2 separate regions of the Homo sapiens genome follow, and region 1 is linked to region 2. The links are chromatin loops, found by intact Hi-C in ENCODE. Cell type or tissue: gastrocnemius medialis. All regions are shown on one strand. Links, peaks and the distances in the headings refer to the core of each region. The heading gives the core; the rest is flanking DNA.

Evidence for each region. A loop is a pair of places that touch in the nucleus more often than their neighbours do. Peaks named below come from ENCODE experiments on the same cell type or tissue, not always from the same donor. Only the 100,000 strongest peaks of a DNase experiment are listed, where the experiment ranks them.
Region 1: a loop joins it to region 2, with 6 times the contacts of the local background. A loop is called at or near these places in 2 of 110 quality-filtered maps.

Annotation. Positions count from the first base shown.
Region 1 is chr2:119,251,480-119,263,404 of GRCh38, reverse strand. It overlaps STEAP3 (STEAP3 metalloreductase), which reads right to left. Exons shown (of 6, transcript NM_182915.3): 5 at 8,557-8,721; 6 at 1-348. The coding sequence ends at 67. Among named protein-coding and RNA genes, the nearest start is that of STEAP3-AS1, 8.4 kb to the right of the region's middle. RefSeq lists enhancers at 3,216-3,989, 6,859-7,725, 8,051-8,994. In gastrocnemius medialis, for the core only: no CTCF peak of the experiment used is centred there; no DNase peak of the experiment used is centred there.
Region 2 is chr2:119,304,919-119,321,664 of GRCh38, reverse strand. It overlaps C2orf76 (chromosome 2 open reading frame 76), which reads left to right. Exons shown (of 6, transcript NM_001322331.2): 3 at 461-511; 4 at 4,162-4,199; 5 at 9,962-10,043. Among named protein-coding and RNA genes, the nearest start is that of C2orf76, 54 kb to the left of the region's middle. RefSeq lists enhancers at 8,294-8,393, 13,831-14,332 and a silencer at 9,648-9,707. In gastrocnemius medialis, for the core only: no CTCF peak of the experiment used is centred there; a DNase peak (open chromatin) is centred at 8,594; H3K27ac peaks cover 1,952 bases.

The sequences.
Region 1 (11,925 bases), core at 1,336-3,835, 53 kb after region 2:
GAAAACCTAACGGGCTCAGGGCACCGTCCCTCGTGTGCCCGGGGTCCAGAGCCCAGGGCAGGCACCTCATACGTGGCTCGTCTTCTCGGCCAGGGCGTGGTCTGTGGGCAGCGTGAACTTGATGGTGCTCTCCCTCTCCCAGCCTCTCCGGATCCTGGCGAGTCTGCGGCTGATGCAGGGCAGGAGAAACAGGGCTTTGGCCAGGATGACGACGCAGGGCACCAGCAGCGTGAGCGTGAAGGTGGGAGGCAGGTAGAACTTGTAGCGGCTCTCCTCGAAGGCGCGGGTCCAGCCGTAGGTGAGCGTGTGCAGTGTGCTCAGCACGAGGGCCACAAAGCCCAGTGAGGACTGTGGAGGGAAAAAAAGGCTGGAGTGAGGGCGAGGGGATGACAGATGCAGTGATCCTGCCAACGACTCATCTGCTGGCCTGGCGGAGGGGAAGGAGGGTGGCTTTAGTACTCACCGCTATGGGTTGGAACCCCAGTCCTGTCACTCTCTTAGTGTGATCTTATGATAACTCTCAACTCTCTGTGCCTCAGCTTCCACAACAGGAAAATGGGAATAATGCTTCTATGCTGAAGGTGTCTAAGGACCCACCAATTCACACGGATTCCATACAATAACTATATGACCATGCTTTTTCCTTAACTTTGTTATTTGTTATCTCTGGAGGCTGCTGGATGATTTCAGATGGAATTAAGTTCAAAGAAGTTTAAAAAACATTTAAGGCCTGCTGCGGTGGCTCTCGCCTGTAATCCCAACACTTTGGGAGGCCTAAGTGGGTGGACTGCTTGAGCCCAGGGGTTCAAGACCACCCTGGGCAACATAGTGAGACCCTGTTTCTACAAAAAATACAAAAAAATTAGCCAGGCTGTGGCAGCATGTGCTTGTTGTCCCAGCTACTTGGGAGGCTGAGATGGGAGGATCACTTGAGCCCAAGAGGTCAAGGTTGCAGTGAGCCAAGATTGTGCCACTGCACTACTGCACTCCAGCCTGGGTAACAGAGCAAGACCCTGTCTCTAAATATATATATACATATACATGTATATGTGTGTGTGTGTGTGTGTGTATAAATTTTACTAGTTATGTGTGTATTTTAATGTATATTAGAGTAACAAGTGTCTGCTTGCATACCAAAATCATAATTTCACAGATAACATTTGGCCTAAGTTAAGATCAGACAAAAAGTGGATTGATTTTAAATTAGCTTGAAGATAAATGCAGAGTAAATAATTTACAGATGGCACGTGGATTTGGCACCAGTAGCGAAGGGGACTCACGGGGCCTGTGGTCTGGGTGACCTGGCACCGTATAGAAAGCCCCAGAACACCACACAGATGCCCTCTGTGCATGCTAGACCTTCACCTCCCACCCCACACTGGGTTATAAACAACCCGGGTGGAAACCCCGCTGGGCCTACTCTTCCATCTGGAGGAGATTAGTGACCGTTGGGAGAAGAGACCATCCCAACTCTAAATGGAAATGGTCCCGGCCATTTTACAATGGAGCTTCACACCCCTTGAACAATGTGTGGGCTTTTGTGGGTCACTTCCAGCCGAGAGTGGCTGATCCACCACCCAAAGCATGACTTTCTGTAAGAGATGCAATGTGAAAATGGCTGGGAAGTGCTGCTCTATGACTCCAGCCTCTTGGCATGTACGAGTTCTCGTGGACCACGAAGGAAGAGATGCAGGTTCTACTGTTGGTGCTGGTTCAACTGATATGAACCCTGGGCAGGCGACTTAATCAACTTCAGTGGGAGATAAGTAATTTCCAAAGCTAAAGTCAGAGGGGGAAGCGCTGAGTAGTTGCAGTAGCCTCCATCTAGTCCCCTAGACAGGGCAGGCAAGTGACACAGCAGAGGGCACCGAGAGCGAGGGAGTCGTGGCACAGGGGTGCTCTGACTGAATTCTGCTAGCACTGGTGAGCCACTGAGAGCTTTGGGAGAGACCTCCCACGTCTATTACACAGGGATGGAAATAGCGATGACCCATCAAGCAATGAACACATATGCATTTTCTCCAAGGAGACATTGCGAGGGTGTAATTTAAGTGTGGCGGCACACTGAGACCTCTGGGTGGTCTGCATGGACTGAGCCTCCTGGATTCCCTTCTAGCCCAGCTTGTTGGCATCAATCCAGAGCCTCGGCTGACAGACGCTTCTCATTTGCACTCCCCTCAGAAGTGTTTCTAAGTGGGTCTGATTCCACATTGGGCCCCGTTCTTGCTCCTCCCTGGTGTGTGTGTGTGTGTGTCCCTTCATTTCCTGCTCCAGGACAGACACCAGGACAGTGAACGTCAGTGAGTGAAAGAACATGGTGTGGGAGAATTGCTTGTAAAGCTTTTGCTAAAGATAATAATAAACATTTTCCAATGGCTGCACACTACAATTTCACAGACAGGTTCTCACGTTCAACATTCTTGGGCCCAAGTAAAATAACCAAATAAAACCTTCTCTATCCTTCCTCACCCTCTCTGGTTCTTCTTGGCTTTGTGTCCATTTTTGGAATCTTCTTGGCCCAGTCTTTAACAACTTCTGGCTCACCACGAAGAGTGAGGAAGCCACGATTGGCTTTATGCTGTCACCCACAGTGAATTCCTATCATTTTAATGTGGTCACCTCCCAAAGAGAAGACTCCTTGACTGTCAGTTGCACATAAGCAAATCCTTGCCACTTCCAGAAGTGTCTGTCAAGAATTCCAAATCCCCTGCAACTTCTGAGCCACCCCAACTTTTCTAAATTCTAATCTCTTAGTGTGGAAGACTGTGGTTAAAAAAGTCCCCAGCACTGACCATCAAGAATAAGTCTTGGCTGGGTGCGGTGGCTCACGCCTGTAATCCCAGCACTTTGGGAGGCCGAGGCGGGCAGATCACCTGAGGTTGGGAGTTCAAGACCAGCCTGACCGACATGGATAAACCCCGTCCCCGTCTCTACTAAAAATACAAAATTAGCCAGGTGTGGTGGCGCATGCCTGTAATCCCAGCTACTCGCTTGAACCCAGGAGGTGGATGTTGCAGTGAGCCAAAATCACGCCATTGCACTCCAGCCTGGGCAACAAGAGTGAAATTCCGTCTCAAAAAAAAAGAAAAAAAAAAAAAAGAGTAAGTCTTGAAGTCAATCACCCTGATGTTCCCCAGCCAGGTGCCCAGCCCTAACTAACTGTGGGCCCTCCCACCCCTCCTCATTGTGGACTTATTGGTGTTGCCAAGATGGCTGGGTGATGCCCTTTATCCCCAAGAGTTTAACAGTCTGTGGCTTTTAGACTGTGGTTTTCAAACCTTGCTACACATTAGAATCACCCGGGGAGCTTGGGTAAAATACTAGTGCCCAAACCCCACTTCCAGAAATTCAGATTAAGTTGGTTTGGGGCGGGGCATCTGTTGTTTTTTAAGGTTCGGCGGATGAGGCTGATGGGCAGCTAGGACTAAAGCCACTCATTTAGGAGACTGTCGTCACCACACCCTTCTAGCTTCAGGGTGAAAAGTCCACACGGGCCCCTCTGCTCAGGTCACTTGCCTGAGGAAGACCTGGACCTATCTGTTCCTTAGACAAAGCCCCACTGAGAGCCTTTTGGCGCCCACCTCTGTGTCGTGGGCTTTCCCAGGAGGTGCAGCAATGGGAGCCCATCCAGGCCTGGAAAGCCAGCCTTAGTAGCCCCAGTGAGGTCTTTGCATCTCCCTCGGGTGACATGCCCTGTAGCTCCAGTGTTTGGTCTGTGTGGGCCACTGTCCCCAGCCCCTGATCTGGAGAGTGATGAATTTTGCTGGGCACTCTGGGCTCTGCACAGGGACAGTGTGGAGACGCTGCTCCCAGGCCCACCAGTGGCAGTCAGCTCCTCCTGTTCATATAGCCTCATTCTTGTGCCATTCAAAATCCCATGGTGCAGACAGCAGGAAGTTCCAGCCTCAGGCCAGTGGTTCATAGCAAGGGCTGACAGCCAAAGGCCAGCCAATAACAAAGGGCCTTTGACTTTCCTGTCCCAGTGGGAAGCCTGCATGATTCCAGGGAGTTTGTTTCCCAAAAACTCTCCTTGGGAACAATTTAAAAATCCCAGAACCCAAAGAAGCCCAAAAGGAGAGGGATTGTCATGAGGCGATTAATAAGATCCCCAAGCTAGAGCCATTTTTATTATACGTAAGCTTGTTAGCAAAAAAGAAACAGCCAGGTCGTTGTAGCTCCTGCTGGTGCTCAATTACTACGGCACAAAGGGGCTTTGGACAATTGCTCATGAAGCTGGGGTCAGGCTGGTCTTGTCATTATTTCAGGCAGGTGGCTGGAGTGGGCAAGGTCACAGGCAGTTCCTCTAACTCTGGGAAAGAACTTAGGTTCTAAAAGCTGAACCCTCATTTTTCTGCGCAGGTGAGCTGCTCTGACTGGAGTATTTTGCAGTCTAATATCTAACAGCCAGTTAAAACTGGCTGAATTGAAACACTTAGCACAACCCAAACCAAACCAAAACAATAACAAAAAAATACCAAAGGAAGGCTGGGTGCGGTGGCTCACGCCTATAATCCCAGCACTTTGGAAGGCCGAGGCAGGCGGATCATGAGGTCAGGAGATTGAGACCATCCTGCCTAACACGGTGAAACCCCATCTCTACTAAAAATACAAAAAAAAAAAAAAAAAAAAATTAGCCAGGTGTGGTGCCGGGCGCCTGTAGTCCCAGCTACTTGGGAGGCTGAGGCAGGAGAATGGCATGAACCCGGGAGGCAGAGGTTGCAGTGAGCCGAGATTGTGCCACTGCACTCCAGCCTGGGTGACGGAGTGAGACTCCGTCTCAAAAAAAAAAAAAAAAAAAAAAAAAAAATACCCAAAGGAACACAAAACAACATGTAAAACTTTGAAAACAGATTTGGGAACAAAAGGATAAATGCAAGCACAAGTCACCTCTTTGTGGAATCAATACACTGTTTCAATGGTTTTTAGCTAAACGAAGTGTCTGAGGTGTTCAAACCAGAGAGACTTCACCTGAATGGGGGGCTGGGTAAAATGAGGCTGAGACCTACTGGGCTGCATTCCCAGGAGGTTAAACGTTGCTAGTCACGGGATGACATAGGAGGTCGGCTCAGGATACAGGTCATAAATACCTTGCTGATAAAACAGCTTGCAGTAAAGAAGCCAGCCAAAAGCACCAAAACCAACATGGCAACGAGAGTGACCTCGTTGCTCATTATACACTAATTATAATGCATTCGCATGTTAAAAAACACTCCCACTAGCGCCATGTCAGTTTACAAATGCCATGGCAATGTCAGGAAGTTACCCTATATGGTCTAAAAAGGTAAGGAACCCTTAGTTCTGGGAATTGCCATCCCTTTCCTGGAAAACTCATGAATAATCCACCCCTCGTTCAGCATATAATCAAGAAGTAACAATAAGTATAAGCAGCTGAGCAGCCATGCCGCTGCTCTGACTATGGAGTAGCCATTCTTTTATTCCTTTGCTTTCTTAATAAACTTGCTTTCACTTTACTCTATGGACAGGTCCTGAATTCTTTCTCGCGTGAGGTCCAATAACCCTCTCTTGGGGTCTGGATCGGGACCCTTTTCCGGTAACAAAAGCATTACAGATCTAGGGGTCAGCCAAGGCCCCTCAAGAACCATGGCTGTCCCCATAGCCTGGTGTCTGCTGTGGACATGTGTGTAGGGGAGGGTGATGGGGCTCAGGTAACTTCTCACTAGCCACGCTAACTTTAAAGGAGAAGGTTGCAGCTTACCTCAAAAGCCAGCATGCCACTGTTGGCTGCACGCATCCTGCATTTAACGTGTCCAGCTCAAATCCTCTTGATGACCATATGGGGTGGACACAGGCACAAGTGAGCAGCAGAAGCTCCGAGGGCCTAGGAAACTTGTCTGATGATGCGGGGCAGGTAAGTGGGGGTCTTGGGACTGAGATTCAGGTCTTCGGGTTCCACTGCCTGTGTTTCCTGCACTGGAAGTTGCCACACACTGCGGCATGCGCACCTATCAGTCACTTAGGGAGCTGCAAAAATAGATTGCCAGAGCCATCCCTCAGCATCTGAGTCCACGGATGGGAGGCAGGCCTGGGTTATCTCTGTTTCTCCAAGAGGGCTCTGGCTTCAGCCTATTTGACAGGGACTCACAGTAAGAACCATGTTTTACTCTGCTGTCCGGTAGACAACGAGGTATGCTACATTTGCAAATAAAACTAGCAATTCCATATAACTGAAAAAGTATCCCGACACCATGCAAAACACTCCACTGTTTTCTTTGTCATTCTATTTTATTTCATTTTTAAAATGCTGCTTGTGATCCATGGAATCAATTGCATGACCCACTAGTGAGTGTCCGCCAGTTTGCAAACACTGACTGGACCACTTTTAGGCCCAGGGTTGGGGTTCCTTGGCCTCTGTCTCACTGTCTCCTACTGAACTCAGAAATCGGTGGTTGGTACCTTAGTCAGAGATAATGGAAATGTGGCCAGATACCCTAAGAATAATAGCAAAATGCTTTTTATTTTTCTTTCACACATAATCTCTTACTGTGGCTCATAAAATCCCTGTAAGGCATTAACTCCATTTTTCAGGGGTGTAAACTGAGGCTCTTGGAGCAGACATGCTCTGCCCACAGTTACAGAGCAGGGTTGTGGGGAGGGAAAGCTGGAACTCAGGCTTCCCAGGCGCCGCTGACATGTGCCTCCTCCATATTGACATCTGGTTTTTGTGGATGGAAGGCAGGCACTGATTTCCACAAGTAAAATCCTGCCTTTCTACCCACCTAACCCCCCCTGCTCTTGCAGTGGCAAAAGGACTGTCCTATTTGTATTTCCACTCTTTAATATGTAAAGTAGAATGCAGCTGCTAGGGTCTCAGTCAGCTCTTGCTAACAAAATCAAATCCACCGGCTTTCTCTGGCAGGCAGAGCCAGGGCATGTAATCTATGGCTGCTTAAGGGAGCGGCTTTCTGGTGAGGGGAGCAGCCTGCAGTCTGCTTTAATTGTGGATAAACCATGCACGCCGGATACTCCAGGTGGGAAGAGGAAAATCCTAGATTTGGGTATGAGACACATGGGGATTAGTGGCAGATAAATAAAATTCTTCCCCTTCTCGTATGCTAACATGTGTCAGCCATGAGCCCTCCTCCAGGGACCTTCTGAGATGAGCAGAGCCAGGGAGATTCAGAGGCAGACACACTTTAAAAAACACACGGCTACAACTCTGTGTTGTTCCAATGGATGTGAAGCATCCCTGGTCAGGAGCAATTAATTTGGATTACGTAAGAGCATTACGCTGTCACTGTCCCTGAGTCCTGTACCACGTCCTCCCTGCACAGATTTCTGTTGATAGTGGGGGTGGATAGGATGGCTGTTCTCTGCCCTGTTACAATGGCAGGATACAGCATTAGTCAGCTCCCACTCATGGGAGGGGAGGAGTTAATCCGCCAACACTGACCGCAGATTCTGTGTGGAGAACAGTGGGAGATGCCAAAGAAATGTAAACAATGTCCCTGCCTCCGTTTCCTTTATCATGGAAAGATGGCTCTGCCTGTCTTGTTCTCTATTGCATCACAGGCCTAGCAGGATGCCTGGCCTGCAGTAAGTGCTCAATAAATGTTTGTTGAATGAACAAATGCAAAAAGAAACTTTTGCCACTAGCAGCATTTCCCAGAGTATGTTCTGTGGAGTATTTTTTTTTTTTTAAGAGGCAAGGTCTTGCTATGATGTCCAGGCTGGACACTTGAACTTCTAACTCCTGGAAGAATCGCTCAAGCTCAAGTGATTCTCCCACCTCAGCCTCTGTTAGTAGCTGGGATCCCAGCCACATGCCACAGCGCCCAGCTTGTGGAGTGCTGATAGCTGTTATTTGGAAAAAAGGAGGGGGAGGGTGCTAACACTCCAATAAGTCTGATTAACAAAGGTTTGTTTGTTGTAGATGTTATTCGAATCTTTGATGTGCCAAAGTGCATTGTGATCTCTTAGGGGGAAGTAAATCTTTTCTCAAATTCATCTGATGACAGACCTCCTTTTTCTGGATTTTTTCATAGGAATGGCATCCTTGGGAAAAAGCTGTGTCGCATCCCCTATAAACTGGGGTCCTAATGCTTGTGTCTCATCCACGCTGCATGAATCAAGGGGTTAAGGGGAACAACAGAGCCAGGTTGAGATGAGGGGTGGAGGGTGGTGGGCTAGGCTCGCTCACTCCCTAGACTCCTACCTAGATGGATGTCTAGGTAGATGATGACTCCTACCTAGACCAGCAAAATGTCCAATGACTTCATGTCATTCAATTTTGTTTGGAAAGCTCAAGAATTCTAGAAGCTTGAGAATGGTGGACCCAGGGCTCAGTGTCCTGGTCTGTAATTTTTTCACATGCCTGTGTCTGGCTTCCTCATGTGTTGGGAGGTTAAGCTTGTAGCAGGCAGCCCCTATCAAGAGGCTTGGATGGGCCCTCTGGGTCAGGAAGGCCTGGCATCTCACCGAGTGGTCCTGCTGTGCAGATGATCAGAGCCCAGGCAGTTCTCAAAGGCAGAGCACTTACTCATGAGAGGTGGGCCAGGGCCACGCTGAAGCTGGCTGGCAGACTAGAGACTACTTTACCTGAACGAAGCTGAACTCCCTCCAGTTGAGCGAGTTTGCAATGGACGGCAGTGAGGTCACGGCCAGCAGGGACAACGTGCCGAGGGCCAGCACTCCCAGGGAGAGGTAGATCTCCATCCGCCAGACCTCCTCCTCCACCCAGAGGTGGCTCTTGTTGGCCAAGACCTGACATGGATGGAAGGAAAACCATGAACACTGTGGCAAAGGCTGGTGCCCCGGGAGGGCAATGATGAAGGACACAAGAAAGACAAGACGGCGGGCGCTCACACTGCACCTGACGCTACCTGGCTCTGTGATAAGCGTTTCTCAGGCATTAACTCATCGAATCCTCAAAACCACCCCACAAAGTAGAGATCACTATTAGCCCATTTTAGAGATGGAGGAAATGAGGCACAAAGATCAAATCACTTTCCCAAGGTCACATGTAGCTAACAGATGCAGAGCTGGGATCAGGACCCACTCAGCCTGGTGCCAATGACCGGGGCTCCTGGGGCTTTCACATATCTGCCCCGGGGCAGCCAATCAGAACAGTCACATCAGCAGAGTAAGGAGTCAACCAGAAATACAGCCCTTAAGCATGGCTCCGTCTCACGGTTTTCCGGCCCCAGAATCCCAGGACAGGAGAGAGGAGCTCTCCTAGCTCTGAATCCCCTCAGCCAATGAGCTCACACCTTACTGGCTGCTTCCCTTCCCAGCCTGTCTCACCCTGAGCCCTCTGTCTTCCTGGAGCCCCACACTGCCCCCATCACTGGCTCACACTCAGGACATACAAAGACACATACAGACACTGAGCCCCCAACACTCCCCGACCCAAAGCTCTCAGCCTCCCCTCTTCCTACCCAGTTCTCTACTTCTGCCTGAGGCACACAGCCTTGGCTCAACTTTGCCAGGCAAGAGAGACTGACGGCCATTCACCAAGCAGTTCAGTGACCACTTACGAAGCACCTACTGTGTGCCAGGCCCTGGGCTACAGAAAATAAAGATACCTGCCCTTACCCTGCCCTCACAGAGATCTGGGCCCCCCCACCAAGTTCCAGGACATATAAATTGGGGAGCCCCTATGAACCTGGAGATTTCTGACCCTTCTCTCCCCACCTTGCCACTGAGCCCCCTCCTAGCCCAGCCAACACTCACTCGCATAGTGCCCTCATGAGGAAGAACTTTTATCAAGGTGCAACTAGACCGGGTAGCAGAGTTCCTGGAAGTCAAGGTGTTCTCTGTGAAACACTGTGAAATGCTGGTACTTTTATTCTATAATGTCAGCAGAACAAGGAACAGTATTTCCATTAGAAGATGTGACTACACTTTAATAGGCAGCCTCTCAAAACAGAATGACTCATACAGGTTTTTTGAGAAACAATTTCAGCAGAAAAAAAAAAACACGAGCTCAGTTACCACATAAAATATTAAAAGTGAATCCACTGGGCTGAGCAAAATGGTTGTACAGCTTATAAGAGAAAGTTTAAAGAAACAGAGAAAATGCCATCCATTGAGTGCTTTTCCTGCAATCTGTGAAAAATGATTGGCTCTGTTCTATTTTAGGGCAGGCCTGGCTCACTTTGGTGACTTTAAGCCACTAAGGGACCAGGAGTCTAGGGACCCAGCCTCTTGTCCTGACCACCAGTGGCATGTGACTCTGGCAAGACTGTCTCTGGGCCTCAGTTTCTCTACCTAGGAGGTTTGGATGAGGTCATGTCTGAAATTCTCTTGATTTTGCTTATGTGCCTGCTGTGGTTGAAGTCACCATTAGCTGGAAAGGCGTGCAGAGGGCAGAGAGGTCTCCTCCGTACCTCTGCCCAGAGAAGTCTTACTCACACCTCACAGCATGAATTGAGTAAGTCATCTCCTCGCTGGAAGTTGTTTGTTCTTTAACTCTGCTTCATTAGTCATTCCTCTCTGCGCCTCGGGAAGATCAGGCAGTTAATGTCACAAGTCAGAGTTTGGATGATTACACACACGTATACCACATTGGCTTGTAAAATGCCTTGTTTTTTTCCTCTAACATTTCCAGTCTGCAGTGACGCTGGGAAGGGAGGGATGAGGTGGGCTAGGGAGCAGTGGATGGCAAAGACCCGCATGAGGACAGAACCTAAGCCAGCCTTAGGAGTCCATGAGATTCTCAGCCAGCCTATTAAACCACAGTGTTGTGCTCAGAGCTCCCTGGTGACCAGTGGCACACATGGCTAACTGGAACGCAGATGTAACAGCTCCCCTAGTAAGTAAGTCTCTATGTTTAGAGATGATCAAGTTCACCACCTTCTCCTTGAGAAGGCCAAGGAGAGTGTTCATCAACAAGAGATGGAAAGACAGCATTCAGGTGTGGGATTTCCCTCTAGGTTGCAGGTCAGACGCTGAAGGACCAGTGAGGCTGCAGCATTAGCCCCTCTCCATGTCTTCATAGTGGGTGATGGATGGGAAGAGAGTGGTACCAACTCACTGCCTGCCAGACTCAGAGGAGGAGGGGGTGGCAGGGTGTGGAAGGGCAACCTTGGGGCATAGAGACCATAGGCCTGGATTCTGACGCTGACTCTGCCACTGGTGGGCAGTCATGAGACCCTGGGCAGTCCCTTTCCTGGCTCATAGCATCATTGTATCTTGCTGTGTTACTGCAGGACTAAAAGCATTACGTTTGTGGAATGAGTAGCATGGAACAGGCACACAGTGGGCACTTAATGTAATAAATGGCTGTTGTTCTTAGTGGCAGCAAGGCAGTTAGACTAGTTCTTGCTCCAAGCTCTACGTGCACTCCTCTTAAGATGCCTGATATTGGCTCTGTGGTGGCCAATTTAAAAATCAGTCACTCAGTGAGCATGCACTGTGAACCTGTGTTAGGAACCATGGACCCCAAGGTGTAGAAGACCCAGTCATGGACCTCTGAGTCGGGTATGAAGTAGTGTGTAAGAAAAATAATAAAAAAGTATTTACAAAATGCAACAGATTACAGAGGCAGGTATGGGGAAGTAAGGGGATAGTCTGGGGGAGCTTAACAGAGGTAGGGTTTTGAAGGAGGAATAGGAGTTTGCAAGCTGTCAAGGTGTCCTGGGGTGGGCGTTCCAAGCCGAGAGGAATGAGCTCTGCCCATTTAGAGGACAGTATGGGACCCAAGTGTTGACACGTCACAGGAGAAGGGGAGATGAGGCTGCGGAGGGAGTCTAGCTGCATAGTGAGGGTTCTACCATTATCCCAAGGACACTGGGGTCACTGGATCTTTTCAGCAGTGACATGGTCAGATGAGAGTTTCAGACCATCCTGTGCCAGCCATGTGCAGATGTAGCTTGGGGTGAAGGTAATAGGAGAACGGGGTGAAGGTAACAGGAGAACAGTGTGCAGGTTAAACATTTCTTTGATCTTGATCTTTGAGTTTGATGT
Region 2 (16,746 bases), core at 7,095-9,594:
CATTGTAGCTCCCATAATCCCCACCTGTCAGGGGAGGGACCTGGTGGGAGAGAATTGAATCATGGGGGTGGGTTTTTCCCATGCTGTTCTTACGGTAGTGAATAAGTGTCGTGAGATCTGATGGTTTTATAAAGGGCAGTTCCCATGCACAGACCCTCTTGCCTGGCGCCATGTTAGATGTGCCTTTGCTCCTCTTTCACCTGCCATGATTGTGAGGCCTCCCCAGTCCATTAAACATTTTTTTTAATAGATTACCTAGTCTTGGGTATTTCTTTATAGTGGTATGAGAATGGACTAATATAGATGGCCCTTGGATTTCGGTGATGTATTTATTCTGTGTTCTGTCAGGTTTTTCAAGGTAACTTAGTCTGTAGATAGAAAAGAATAGAACCAAAAGACTGTGCATATTCTATGAGTGTCTATTTGCTTATTGTGTAAAAAAATAATCTTTCTCTTGTAGATATCCCTTTAAGGACCAACCTGCCACCACCATTCAGAAATTATAAATATGGTAACCATTTTTTTATTCTTTTAAAATATATATAAATACAATTTTGCATTAGTTTGTTACAAACTTAAATTTTGTTTTCAAAAATGACTATCTGTAAATAAAAACCAATTTGGAAGTTTATTTAGAAATACAGGAATGCTAGTATATTGCTGAAATGAATTGTAATAGTAAGGAAGTGGCGTATTTGCAAAGAGTAGCATGTTTGCCAAAACTGTGTTTAAAACGAGTTTCTCTGCCAGGTAATTAGAAAAGGAAAAATGATTGAAGACTAAGAATTAAAAGAAGGGATTTAACATTTTAAATGCCAATAATTTGAGCATGTTATATAGTAGTTTTATGTGTTACAATTGATGATTTAAAAATGGAGTAATAAGGTAAGAAGCTAGATGTTGTCATTCATTATTTGTTATAAAGATGGCACAGTTATTAACCTTCAGCAGAGTGACACTCACCAAACTTTGAATTTGAGACTTCATTTGAAAGGTATGATGCACCTAATAAATATTTCTCTTAATTGGTGCAGACATTTTAAAGTATAAATTTTTTATTACCTTAGATTTTTTTTTGGAGTGGCTTTTCATTCTGTTCTCATTTGATAGAACAACTTATGACCTAAAATCCTTTGAAATCACAATCTTCGCCGTGTGTATGCATTTTAATATCCAGAAACTAATTGTGAGGTTATAAGGGGTAGTGAAGCAGAAGTTGAAGGCACTGAGTGGAAAGTACTTTGATTTATTGGGCTTAAAGAATTTACATACTCAATATTGAATAAGATAAAGGAATAAAAAGGATGATTAAGGTAAATATGAAACTTCTCAATTGTGGCTTTCAAGGCTTTCAAAGTATAATGTCTTGAAATATAGCCTTAAACTTGAATCAACTTACAGATGCCATTTTAAATTAGAATAGTTACATATGGTTTCCTTTTTTCATGGTGTGTGTGTATGTGTGTATCTATATGTCTATGTGCAAAGCTGTGTTCCATGTAAGTTCTTTTGAAAGAAATTTTAGATAATGAAAGCGTTAGAATATCCAAGTTGCTAAGCATTATTGTGGTAGATAATGTACCTTTTAGACTATTCTATCTTATTAACTTCCTTCTGCCCTAGTATTTCTATACTATTCAGATGAATTGGCAGAAAAAATGAATACATTTATTTGTGAAGAAATTATAGAACCACTCGAGTTTTGATAGACTTCAAGTGGCTTTGTCTGAACTTGGCTGTTTAACAATCTTCTGCTTTCTGTTGAACAAGAAAGGCTGCAGTGTTATTTTCACCTGTCATTGTCATCCGGGACTGCCACCTCACGGTCTGCGGGACAGGGCACTTTGTTAGGTATTCGGGAGTGGAAAGAGTGTGGAGTCAGATTTCAGTTTTGCCAGTCACTGTCTCCCTACCCTTTGGCAAAGGGCTGATTCTCTCTGCCACCAAGAGCCTGAGATATCTCAGAGCCCTCCTCCCATTTAATTGGCATCCACATCTATTATTGATTTACCACGCATGCTACTTATCTTAAATCCCTATCGCCTAGACATGACCCATGAGGGCACACAAGAATGTAGTTGTTGTACAGTGTGGGCTGCTCATCCCTCTCTGTTTCATAAAGCTGTGTGTGATGCTCCACAAATACAAGATGATATTTTTATGAGGTTGCTTTCCTCAAGGAATTTGTATTAAGAAAACAATGCCCACAGGTATTGTTTGTGATAATTATGAGGATTATTTGAAAGAAGCAAGAACAAGGGAAGCAGCTTATTCAACACAGAAAGGGACAGTAATACATCTCTCTGCTGGTTTGTCATTTCTCCTTTCTTACCCACTCCTCAGGTCACACCCCTTTCTGTTGGAGAGAAAAATCTGGCAAAAACTTCTCTTCAAAACATTTCTTTTTCTGCTAAAATATGTAGCCGTTTAATTGTGTGTTTGCCAAACCTATTAGAGCAGCAGGATTTCTAGTTTAAAGGCTCATTAGCAAAATATATAGAACAGGATTAATATTTAGTAAGGTCAGACTATAGTTTTGCAGGTTGATTGCAACAGACTTTGAGCTCCTGTTATTTTAAAAATACTATTGGCTTCTCTCACTTGTCTCAAATAATAAACATATCTATAGTAAGAAAAAGGACATGATAGGTAATTTGGAATACTAGATAAGCTGAAAGTCAACTTTGTTTATTTTCTTACACACATTTTAAGCTTATTTTTAGCAATTATGGTTTATTTACATCCCTAATATGCATATTTTACTTAGGTTAGATTTATTTTTATTTCTTAGGAATACAGAGTTACTGAGGATTATGTTGACCTTGTATAAAAAATTACAAGGCCAGATGCAGTGGATCATGCCTGTAATCCCAGCACTTTGGAAGCTGAGGAGGGCAGATCACCTGAGGTCAGGAGTTCGAGACCTAGCCAACATGGTGAAACCCTGTCTTTACTAAAAATGCAAAAATTAGCTAGGTGTGGTGGTGGGAGCCTGTAATCCCAGCTGCTCGGGAGGCTGAGGCAGGCGAATTGCTTGAACTTGGGAGGTGGAGCTTGTAGTGAGCTGAGATCATGCTGCTGTACTGCAGCCAAGGCGACAGAGCAAGACTCCGTCTCAAAAAAAAAAAAAAATTGCAATAGATAACTGAAAGTTGACTATTTAAAATAATGGGCAAATTCAGAGTGCTAGTTCTTATCTAGATAGCCACCTTATTGTGTATTATGAGAACATAGTTAAATAAGGTCTGTTTTAAAAATAGATCCTTTCATTTCCTGTCACTGTTGGAATTCCTTGTTACAACGTGATTGATAGGAATGAGTTTTAGTTTAAGTTTGGGAGTTTATTCAATAATACACTGTAATCATAATGCATTCATTAAATGTTTAAATAAAAACGAGTGAAGAATCGGAAACTTTCTGAATTTCAACCTGTTGAATGGCTGTGTAGATTATGTAATTAAGGGCTGATTGTTGCTGAGTTCGAATTTTACCCAAGTGTGGAGAAATTACTTACTGGAAGTGCACAGTGTAGCCTGACTTCAAGATAAACAAATTAAGGAGTGAAGTTGGGTTTGAATAGAGCAGATGAAATGGTGTGAGCCTGTGCAGTATTTGCAAACCAAGAGACAGATAGTGATATTCCTGGGGCATTAGCAGCCTTGCTCAGATTCCCGGTGGTCCTAGATACAGTGTTTGAATACTGAGAGTGGCAACACCTGTATCATCATTTGCTCTCTTGTCATTATATCTCATCTGAATAGATTTTTTTGAACTGCATTTGCTAATGTCTATTTTAAGACTTTTTTTTTTACATTATTTGCTAATCCTGTTCTGTATTGACTCCAAAAAAACAAGGTACAGTAATCTGATTTGCTTGTCTTCCATTCTAAGAAAAAATGTGCTGAGTTGACAAAAAGTTCTGACACACACACTGCTGTGTGTCAAAGACCAAGGCTTTAAAAGATAAAGATCTTTTACTTCAGTTTTAATGATCTACAGAAGTAATTTTTCTTTTGCTGTATAGTATATTTCTAAATGAGTCTGGTTATAAAACAAGGACTTACATTTCTCAATTTCGTAGCCACCCTCCACCCATTTTAATAATTTGAAAAGAAGTTTAGAATAAACTGTGTAAAAAGATAACTTGCTTTTTTCTTTCAGATGCACTAAAGATTATTCATCAAGCACATAAATCAAAGGTATGTTCCACAGGTACAGTATCTGGCACATAGCAAGTAATCAATGTTGGTTGAATTTGTGAATAAGTGAATGAATACATGTACATCTAAAATATTTCCCATTATAATAGCGCTTTTTATTTTGTAGGTACCCTTTTTACTGCCTTAGCTTTTTCATTGAAGAAAAATAAGCTATTTCCCTGTTAGTAGTAGGTCCTTTTTAAAAAAGTGTTAATTAAAAAAAGTATACCATATTTTGTTTATCAAGCACATATTTAACATAAAATAAGCATAAAACTTGGAAAAGTAAATTCAATTTACAGATAAAAGAAACTGCTTATTATCTGGCAATCCAGTGTCTTTGATTTTCTTAATTCTGTACCAGAACAAAAGGGCCAGATGCAGACACAAATAATTCACTTGTTCTAATTTGATTCTTGCTGTGTATAAGAGAAGGCACAGAACTGTGGCTCTGGGAACACACCTTTTAGCTCCACCAAGGCCATGGCCTGCAATCCTGAAGTTGTCTTACCTTTCCCAAAGAGAGCTGTTTATTTATGGGTTTGTTGTGTGTTTATATTTCTGTTTTTTTACTTTTTTAGAGTAACGTTTTTATGAAGCCACAGTCAAAGATTTGTTTATCATACAGACAGAGCAGAGTGATCTTTTTTTCTTTAATCTCTGGCCTTCCATAGAGTCCTCATTAAAGCAGTAATCTTCCTGTATTATATAAACTACTCAAGAATAAGATATTATTTGTCATATCCCAATACCTAGCACAGTGCCTGGCTCATAGGAGTTTTTCCATAACAATTTTTGAATGAAGTATTTATTAATTCATTTTATTTCATTGTCTTCTGTAGTCGTAGATGCACTCCATACACTCAATCACCTTTCAGATAAATGCGTATCACAGATCACAAGAAAATGGCATGAGGCTATGTCTGTTGACCATTGATTAGTAACTGTGTTTTAAAATTTATGTTATTTAAAAAATATTTTTGTGGCTTAAAACAACACACATTTATTCTCCTACAATTCTGGAGGTCAGAAGTCCAAAATCAGTTTCACTGAGCAAAAGTCAAGGGTTTAGTAGGCTTGGTTCCTTCTAGTAACTTTATTTTTTATACCAAGGATTGTATATGCCAGTTTTACAATATCCATTGTGAAATGCCTCAAAATGTCATGCTCACACGTGTCTGGGGCTGTGGTATGGAATCTGCCCTTTTGATTGGTACTAGAATGTGTGGCCACCATATTTGGACTTCGTCCAATTTCTCTCCTCTGGGACAGGAATGTTTTCAACCTCATTCCTAAAATGTAGAGAATAGGTAATGTTCTATATTTTTGTGTATTATATACATCTAAAATACAAATACAAATATAAAATAAAGTTAAAATAAAACAATACGCTCTTCAAAAAGGTTGTAAAGCAAAGCAAGTCCCCATTCTCCATTCATTGCTGCATGTTCTACATCATTTGGCTTTTCATATGCTCATGTTGCCAAAAAGGAGTAAGTAGTAAATTATTCCTTTATCTTAGTGGAGACATAGTTCATCATGTTCAAATTATCAGTATTATAACATTTAAAAAATCTGGAAATTATCCTGTCATCGGAAGACAAAACAATCTTAGAATTGTTACTTATATTTAAGACATATGTTTCACACTGGCAGGTTCTAGTTATAAAATTAGGGCTTGTTTTTCCAGTTGAACAATGTATTTGTTTAAGGGAGGACTCCCAAAACAATTAAGTCACTCAGAGTGCTTCTGGAATCTGGCTTTATGAACTTTGATCCAAATCATAACAATGCTAGTTAAGATGCCCTGGGGATGGTTCTGCAAGTTTCTGCTTCAACTTTTCTAAGGGAAGAGTTCAATATATTTTCACAGATACGGTTTTAAAACTTCAGAGAAACTTCATCCACATGTCCTCATTTGTGCCTTATCCAGTTCACAGTCATTTTTCTCATTTCCAAGTTATTGTTGTCCTTTCATTTTCTATTCCCCATCTGCGGGGCCTGTGGCATTGCTGGCTTGGCCTGTTAGTGTTCCAACTCAGCTGTAATTTTAATCTCCTTCGTCAGCTGAAAGGAGAGACTTCTAAATAATTCCTTTGTCTTAATGAACTCATTCATAAAAGGCATTTTCCCCATTTCCCTAATTTTCTGGGCTTAGAGACTTTCCTAATTGCAGTTACTACATATCCTCAGAAATTTCTTCCCATTCCCACAATAAAAAGACTGACTGGATACCTTCCCACCCGAGCCTCCTCTGTGTGTGTGTGTGTGTATGTGTGTGTGTATTATGGATGGTAATCAGTGGTGTGTTTATAAAGTCGGAATAATTTCTATTAAGATTGAAATAAAAACTTTAATTTCCATTTTATGTGTGGAAGTCATATCCTGGAACAAACTTTATAAGAAATGTGCAAGGTCTTTAAAAAGAAAACTTAAAATGCTGCTGTCCTTCCTCACCCCTCACCACACACACACTTGAAAATACGCATCTAAACTCTGCGATTAATTTTTCAGACCCATTAAAGTGAACTCCTCTCAAGATCTGTGCGTTTCATTGTGTGAAACTGTACTTCAACTTAACAACAAAACAAAACCTGCTATGAGAGTTCCAAAATAAGACTTAAATAGAAATGCTTAGGATATTTTGGATAGGAAGATACAACAGCGTAAAATCAGTTCTCTCTTAATTTACATATTTAATGCTGCCCCAATAAAATACAATACTTGTGTTTATATGTAAACTAAATAAGCTGATTTTAAAATCAGTATGTAAAAAATAAGAATAATCAGGAGAATTTTGAAAAAGAGAAATGAGAGTAATTAGCTCTAACATATAAGACATGTTATAAAACGATAGTAATTAGAACAGTATGGCACTGTCACATGAACTGGTAGTTTAAGGGCACAGAATTAAAAGTTCCAAAATAGACCCCAATATTTCCAAATATGGAAATTGAATGTATAGTAAATATGGCATTTCAAGTTTGTAAAGAAAAGATGGAGGACTCAATAAATAGTATTTGAATAACTGCATAAACATCTAAAAAACAGCTAAGTTGAATCCATGTATTTTTCTTTATGCCAAAATAAATACCCCTTGGATTAAAAAATTAAACCCATAGATGAGGATAGAGATGAAACAGATGGAACATGACTTGATAATTTGTTCAAGTTGGGTCCTGGGTACAGGGCAGGGGGTTTATTACACTATTCTGTATCTATTGTATATTTGAAATTCTCCACGATGAAAAATTCAAAAAATGAAATTCTTAAAAATATTTGAAGAGAACAGGGAATTTAAAAAATCTTGGCGTGAAGAAGGGCTTTCTAAATATGACAGAAAACTGAGAAACGATATGAGATTGATACATTTTACTTCATTCACTAACTTATTTATTCCACGAAAATTCATTTAACACCTTCTATGTAAAAAAAAAAAAAAAAAAAAAAACCACTGAGAAAAGCAAGGAACAAATGAAAAGTGGGGGAAATTTTTCTAACTTACAGAAAAGGCCGAATTTCCTTAGCATGTGAAGATGCTCTAGACTCTACAATTCTATTGGAAAAATTAGCCTACAATTCCATTAAAAAATAGAAAATATTCAGAACTTTAAGCATAATAAAATACAAATTAAGACTATACTTAATCCACACCTGTCAGATTGGCAAGGATCAGAAGGCTTTGCTAATATACTGTGTTGGGAGGGTGTGGGAAACAGGTCCTCTCAGTGGTCCCAGTCCTCTCTGGAGAACTAGATAGCTGGTGGATGGGGATTGGAAGGAGACTGACTTTTCACTTTCTATTCATATATGCTTGGAGAACTTTGTATAATGAGTAGATATTACTTATTCTTTGTTTTTTGTTTTTTTGAGACACAATCTCACTCTGTTGCTCAGGCTGGAGTGCAGTGGCATGAACACAGCTCACTGCAACCTCTACCTCCCAGGATCAAGATATCCTCCTGCTTCAGCCTCCTGAGTATCTAGTAGTATAGATGTGTGCCACCACACCCAGCTAATTAAATAAAACTTTTTTTTTTTGTAGAGATCGGGTCTTGCTATCTTGCTCAGGCTGGTCTCAAACTCCTGGGCTCAAACAGTCCTCTTGCCTTGGCCTCCCAAAGTGCTGGGATTACAGACTGTATTACCTATTCTAAAATGATTTTTTGAGTAAAGTATTTTTTCTTTTAATCTGTATGCTCTGGAGTTTTAAGCCCCTGTGCTCTGCAGTGAATGAGGTCCATAAACCCTGCGTGGCTTGGGCTTCTGATTTGGCTGCTGAGAGGCCTTTCTGTTGACTCTCTGTCTCAGCTGTATTCTACAAATAGAATATGTTGCTAAACAGGTGTGTTCTGGTTGACAAGTAGTGCTGTGTGCCACTAGTGGTTATCTCTTTGTGCTATTTAGGGGCAGATAGCAACTTTTTTTTTTTTTTTTTTGAATGGAGTCTTGCTCTGTCGCCCAGGCTGGAGCGCAGTAGTGCAATATCAGCTCACTGTAAGCTCTGCCTCCCAGGTTCATGCCATTCTCCTGCCTCAGCCTCCTGAGTAGCTGGGACTACAGGCACCTGCCACCGCTCCCGGCTAATTTTTTTGTATTTTTAATAGAGACGGGGTTTTACCATGTTAGCCAGGATGGTCTCGATCTCCTGACCTTGTGATCTGCCTGCCTCGGCCTGCCAAAGTGCTGGGATTACAGGCATGAGCCACCGCACCCAGTCAATAGCAAGTTTAAATTTTCACTTGTATTTATGAGTCTCACTGGATTTGTAAATATCACTGGAGAGCACTCTCATTTACCCCCACCCCAAATCACATAGAGAAATATTCCAATTAATGTGACATGGAACCAGATGTTTTTTAGCTTGGGCAAGGTTTTTAGATATGTGGACTTCTGGCCGTTTGAAGTATACTTGTGGCCAGGTGTGGTGGCTCATGCCTGTAATACCAGTATTTTGGGAGGCCAAGGTCAGAGGATCACTTGACCTCAGGAGTTTGAGACGAGCCTGGGCAAGATAGTGAGACCCCGTCTCTACTAAAAATAAAAAAAATTAGCCAGGCTTGGCGGCACATGTATGCAGTCCCAGCTACTCAGGAGGCTGGAGATGGGAGGATTGCTTGAGCCTTGGAGACTGAGGTTGTAGTGAGCCATAATCACGCCACTGCACTCCAGCCTAGGTGACAGAGTGAGACCCTGTCTCGAAAAACAAAACGAAAAAAGGAAGTATACTTGCTTCTCTCAGAAGTCGGACTGGCCAGAGCTGGAAGCTCAGCTCTGTCGCTGACCAGGTGAGGATGGCAGAAGATGATGATGATGATGCAGCAAAAGAACAGTGACAGCTAAGAGAGAGTGCTCACCCTGCGGCCGGCACTGCTGAGGGTTTATATGCCCCATCCTGTCACCCTTACCACAGGTGATGAGGAAGGGGCCTCTCCTCCCCTTTTCTACCAATGAGGAAATCGAGTCCTAGAGAGGTTGTGTAGCTTGTTGAGAACACACAGCTGGGTGCTGGTGGAGTCTGGATTTGCATCCTGATCTGACTTCACGCCCATGCCACAGAACTGTCCCCACTGCTTTATGTGGTGCGTGAGCTCGGCAGGACCTCACTGTGCCTCTGTTCACTGCCCTCATTACGGCCAGGGCAGTGGAATCTACTTAGATTATTGCTGTGCTCAGAGTTACAACTCTGTGTCTTTGAGAAGTCTCACCAAACAAACCCATGTAAGTACTGATAAAATGCAGATTTTCTTTTTTTTTTTTAGACAAATGAACTTGTGTTGAGTTTGGAAGATGACGAAAGACTCCTGCTGAAAGAAGACAGCACTCTGAAAGCAGCTGGAATCGGTGAGGAAGGGGGCCTTGTGTTGCTGGAGGGGGACCTCTGCCGGCCTATCCTGAGGCCTGGCTGATGGTATTTGGATAACTCACTGGAAAGTAAATGCTGTCCTTGGTCCCCCTGACACTGCCCGGTAACTGTTCAGAGGAGGAGGATGAGAATGATGTGCATTCCGATCTCTTGGCTGAGGACAGTAGGTGTCTGCTCTCCAAATATGCAGAATGCAAATGGCTGTTTTCAGAAGGTATGCTCAGAATTCTCCTGAGGGTCATTTTAAGTGACGGGTTGTAAGTACCACGTCTACTTACTCTTATCATTGTCACTTGAGCCGATGGTTGGAGAGAAATGGACATAGTAAGAACTAATGAGGAATAATGAAACGCATTGTTGGTATCACATGCAGTGTGGTTTTTGATAGTCTTCCGAATCACTCAGGGCCCACCAAGGCATGGAATTTAAAATAGGAACCTGGTGTGTGCAGCTGAAAAGTACCTGATTGGGCCTTCCAGCCTAGAATGTGCATGTGGTTTTATTCTAAATAAATGTTATGTGACATGTTTTGTGACCATTAGATGTCACTGTTATTCTACGTATATGTACACCTAAAGCTGATCTGGCAGGAGAGGGAGTGGAGATTGTCAGGGAGGTCTGAGTGGTTAAAGGCAGTGTGCCCCTCACACACCTCTGCGGTTGGTGACGGATGCAGTGTCACAAGCCATGCTTCTTCTTAATTATTTATTAATTTATTTATTTTTTGAGACAGAGTCTCACTCTGTCGCCCAGGCTGTAGTGCAGTGGTGCAGTCTCGGCTCACTGCAACCTCCATCTCCCGGGTTCAAGCGATTCTCCTGCCTCAGCTTCCTGAGTAGGTGGGACCACAGGTGTGCACCAGCACGCTTGGCTAATTTTTGTATTTTTTTAGTAGAGACAGGGTTTCACTATATTGGCCAGACTGGTCTCGAATTTCTAACCTCAGGCGATCTGCCTGCCTCGGCCTCACATTGTTCATAATTATTTATATGCACTTGTTAAGGAACACGGTTAGTGAGGTGCACATTGGGAGCCTGAATTTTTTTTTTGACAAGTATTATTTTGAGTTACTTTAATCACTTGTATCAGGAATTTACTTCTGATTGATTCACGTGATGAGCATGAATTCCTGACATAGATCTTCTGAGTTAAATAGGATCTTAAATACCATGTTGTGAAATCTTAGACTTGATTTCTGTGTTGATGTCTACAATATTTGCTAGAATATTCTTGTCTTTCCATGTTATGAATATGTAAGGTTGTTATTTTGAAGAATGATTTTAAATTTGGCATTTGTTTCTTTAAATGCTATTATATTATTGTAGCAGGTGGCACCTTTGTGATTGGGGCATGTAGCACCCATAAGGTAGCCCTGCTTGTTGTTAAAGCATAAAGCATAATGAATATTACAGACTGATATTAATGGGGGTGTTGACAGACAGCTCCATGGAAAACACTGGAGAATCCAAAAATGAAAAAAAGGGTAATATTTCACAGGATGATAAAGTTGACATTTCAAATAAGTGAGGAAAGAATGATTTAGCCAGAAAATTATGTCAAGCCCATTGCCAAAGCATTCAGGAAAATAAAATTCAAACTCGTATCTCATCTCTGTTTTTATTACAAAATAAATTGTAGATGGGTTAAATGTTATAATGTAAAAAAATTTTTTAAAAAGAAAGTGTAGTTCAATAATTTCATAATCTTGGGAAGGAGAAGAGTTTTCCAAGCATGAGCTCAAAGACAGAAGCCATAAAGGGGGAGAAGTGATAAATTTGACTACCTATAAACTAAAAACTGTAAACACAGTTAAAGGAGAAACAATAAACTTTGAAAAATATCTGCAGCATATACAACAGATAAAAAGTTATTAGCCTGGGGTCGGGCATGGTGGCTCATGCCTATAATCCCAGCACTTTGGGAGGCTAAGGCGGGGAGGATCACTTGAGGTCAGGAATTCGAGACCAGCTTGGCCAATATGGTGAAATCCCATCTTCACTAAAAATACAAAAATTAGCCAGGTGTGGTGGCACACGCCTGTAATCCCAGCTACTTGGGAGGCTAAGGCACGAGAACGGCTTGAACCTGGAAGGTAGAGGGTGCAGTGAGCTGAGATCATACCACTGCACTCCAGCACAGCACTCCAGCCTGGGCAACAGAGTGAGACTCTATCTCAAAAAAAAAAAAAAAAAAAAAAAAAAGAAAAAGAGAAAAAAAGAAAAGTTACTAGCCTGACTTTATAAAGAGCCCTTGTAATTACTATGAAAAAGAAAAATTCTATTGATAGAAGAAATAACTCACACATAAAAAATAGCTCCACCTTATTAGGAGAGAATGAGTACTTATTAGAAATGAGTACATAGATACTGTTTTATGTAGTAGAGTCTAGTGTTAAGACTCTAGTCTGGGGCCAGGTGCAGTGGCTCATGCTTGTAATCCTAGCAGTTTGGGATGCCAGGCTAGTGGATCGCCTGAGGCCAGGAGCTCTAGATTAGCCTGCACAACAATTAGCATGCTCATCTCTATGAAAATAACAGAGTCCAGAGCCAGAGTGCTTGGGTCCAAAACCTGATTCTGTCTTTTACTGTCTGGGTGACCTTGGACAGCAGCAATTGTTATAAGATTAGCAGACATGAAAAAGTGGCATTGTCCAAGGGAGTTCAAGGTGTAGGAAAATGGATACTCTTATACCACCGTCGGGAATGAATATGACCTTGAATTTTCTGTGGGTCGGTTTGACCAATAAGACTTTCTCAAGTTTGAATTTCAATGGTACTTGTTTCTAAGCCAACAGGGACAAGCTGTGAGGTTGTGCTAAGTCTTCAGAAGGGTGGTGGGGTTAGCCCTGACCTTCCCTGTATGTGAAGCACTGATGTAGAGCTTGATTTATTGAATAGAAATAGAACATACTGTGTGATACCATTATTGTTTGGGTTTTTTTGTTTTTGTTTTTGTTTTGAGACCAGAGTCTTGCTCTGTCGCCCAGGCTGGAGTGCAGTGGCACAATCTCAGCTCACTGCAGCCTCCACCTCCTGGGTTTAAGCAAGTCTCCTGCCTCAGCCTCCTGAGTAGCTGGGATTATGGGTGTGCACCACCATGCCCAGCTAATTTTTGTATTTTTTAGTAGAGACCGGGTTTTGCCATATTGGCCAGGCTGGTCTCGAACTCCTGACCTCGGTTTTCCACCTGCCTTGGCCTCCCAAAGTGCTGGGATTACAGGCATGAGCCACTGTGCCCGACCCCATTATTGTTTTAAAATGTTTAAAGTATACATGTAAGATTATTGTTTATGCGTATATGGAGAAAAGATCATACGCCAAAATTATAGAAATGGTTTCTTGAGGTGCTGGCATTGCCAGTAATTGATATTCTTCTTTCTTTTCTGTATTATCTAATTGCTTTTATGGTGATTTAAAAATTTTTCTACAGTTTACATGTATTCCTTGTAATTAAAGGACGAATTTTTTTTAAAAGTATAAACCCATGAAGTTGGGGAAAATCGGTTAGAATGAAGGCTGTGTGCTTTGCTTGCTTTCTGTAAGCCTCTTATCCTCTCTGAAACTCTATTTTGTTTTCTGTAAAAACAGAATAATGAAACCTATTCTAGAAGGTTGTCATAAAGGTTGTGTAAAACAATGAAGGCATCCGGAGTGATGTGTGTAAAAGGCCCTCAGGAACAACTGCTTTGTTTGGAAACTGTCCTGGAGAAGGCAGTTGGCAAGTTTTGACTTTACTAAAATATTGAGTTGTTGGTCTTGTTGTGATTAATTTCAAACTGACTTATGTAATGAACCATCTGTAAAGGTGAGAAGCAAATCCCTCTTTTTGTCCTCTTACTTTAAGGCTATTGGTCCTGGATCAGAGTCAGATTATTTTCCCAGATTCTCCACTCATTTCAGGGTGTTGTGAGGACTCCAAACTGCCCTCCGAACTCCTAACTCCGAACTCCGGCAAGCCAGCAACCCTGGGCTCGGGGTGATTTGGGTCCCTGCAGGGAGCGATTTTCTCTTTGTTATCTAGAGTGGTGTTGCTATGCTCTTGGGGACAAGCTGAGGTTATACCTGGGGAAGGAGATGAGGGTACCTGGAGAGCAACAAAAAATTCTAGTGAGAATTGAGTTGTGAAAATGATACTTGAAATGTGATTTTTTTTTTTTTTTTTAAGACAGAGTCTCTCTCTGTCGCCCAGGCTAGAGTGCAGTGGCACGATCTCGGCTCACTGCAACCTCCGCCTCCCAGGTTCAAGTGATTCTCCTGCCTCAGCCTCTGAGTAGCTGGGATTACAGGCATGTGCCACCACGCCCAGCTAATTTTTGTATTTTTAGTAGAGACGGGGTTTCACCACGTTGGCCAGGCTGGTCTTGAACTCCTGACTTCAAGTGATCTGCCCACCTCAGCCTCCCAAAGTGCTGGGATTATAGGCGTGAGTCATTGTGCCTGGCCTGAAATATGTGATTTTTCTAGGGAATTTTCCCTCCCTCAGTGCCGTGTCTGGTTAGATTTTTAAGAGGTTTAAGAGAAAAATTCGAAGTCATCTCTGTCTCCCTTTTCACTGCTTGATCTTGCTGTAGAGCTGTCACTGCTATCACAGCCAGTTGCCATGGGAATAATGCCAGGGTAACAAATTTATCGTTAGGACTTTTCTGCAGTAGTCATGAAAGGAAAAGAAAGGCTGCAAGTGGGGAAATTAGGGGAAAAAAAGGTGTTTGAAGATTTCTTTTCTCAGGGAGAAATTCTCTAGTTCATCCTTTGGCTTTTTATCTGCACTGCAGATCCCCGTGGAACATTCTACACCTGACGTCAGTGGAGTTTTTGCTTGTGGACCCAGTACGAAAATACGTACTTCAAAAAGATTTGATCAGTAGAAGCAAGAAGAGACTTTTACCTAGAAATGTTACTTATAATTTTTTGTCAGCAATTGTAGTTTTATGGGCTAATTCCCCTAAGTAATAAATTTACATGTAAGCTTTTTTTTTTAAGTGTTATTTTCTCTCTTTCATTTTGCTACATTCTACTACTGTTGTCTTTCGAATCTGGTCTGGTTTAAGAGAGAAATTGTGGCTGGGTAACTCTTCCAAAGCCAGTTGTGTTTCATTGGAAACATTTTAAAACAAGATACAGCGGCCAAACTCTAAGTGTTTATCTGAGGGAAGCATTCTCGGCAAGCCAGGTCCTGTAATAATTCCAGAACTCCCTCGTGGTTCGTTTTCATTTTGCGTGTCACTTCTGTCATCTGCCCCCAACTGGAACCCTGTCGTTCACGCCTCGCCCCTTTGGGTGATCTTGTCTGTACAGCTAATATTGTGGGATTCTGTGGCTCCCCCTTCTCTTTCGGGATGATGTTTGATTTGTGTTTCCTTAAGGTGTGAGTCCCATTCCCTTTCTTTTTCTGGGTAGCAATATTTTAGGTCATGCGTGTTTTCTTCCTTCGACAGTATGTTATGGTGGCCGTTCTTCACTCTTACATAGAAACAGTGATAATCTGGTTACTCGGTAATGTGGGTGTCGGACCCAGGAAACTGGGGGATTCCAGAAGCAGGACTCAGAGTGAACCTCTGTAGAGTGTTTCCCGTTTTACCTTCCCACACCATGGTGGAAATTACAGGCATGTACCCAGTCTATCAAAGACCGAGGTTTTTTTTGTTTTTTTTTTTTTTTGTTGTTGTTTTTTTTTTTGGCTAGTTGTTTTCTTCAAACTGTAGTTTGAAATCTTCTCTGCCAGCAGATCCAAAACAAATATTTGAAGCAAGTCATGAAATAAAAGGCACAGCACTTGGGACGTCTGTTGGTGATGAAAACTTAGAAATATAACTCAGCTGTGAGCACAGCTTTGAATGATTTATAGATTAGGATTTTATGACATTTGGGAGGCTAGGCTATACTCCTAGAGCGGGAGAGAGGGTGAAACTTTGTCCTTTTGGTCTCAGATTGCCACAGAAGCCACACCTCGCCCTTCCTGTATTTTTTTTTGTCAACAGTGTGCAGTTATTGTCACATGTCAGCTTCCAAGATTGTGGATTTTCTGTACCACAAAATCAGTGCGTGTGTCTCAGGCTCCTTTTTCCAGACAACAGGGGCTGTGCCTCATACTACGTTGGTGCTGACTAGCATGAGGCTAGGGACTCAGACATATGGGTAAATCCTTGTTGATAGATGAGTTTATTGAGATAAATTAGTTTAAGAGTTTAAATACATTGCATTTAATTTTTCTTGGGATTTTATACTTAAAATCGATTGTTCTTATATTCTTTCATTTAAAGTCATTATCATTATGTTCCTGTTAAAGTTGTGTGTGTGTGTGTGTCTTGTCTGTCTGTCTGGAAGCATTATAAAATGATTAATTTTATATCCAAAGTTTGAAAGCCCTAGCTTGTGTTTATTTCATTAAACTTGAACATCAGTATTAAAAGGATCCTGCAAATGTATTTGGAGGGTTCTTGGTTTCATTTGATAGTAAGACGAAGGGATGAAGTGGCAGTGTATTTATTGGATTTTAGATTGCACATTCATTTCAGATTCCCATGCCAAGGCACTCTGCACCTGACTGCACTGCCGCCTGCAGCACATTTAATTTAAAATCAGGTGCCCTGGGGGACCAGCACAAGGTAGACTTCCTGAGGGTTCATCCCCAGCCAGTTTTAAAGGAGCCATTTTAAATAGTATTTGGGAAGCAGGAATTTAA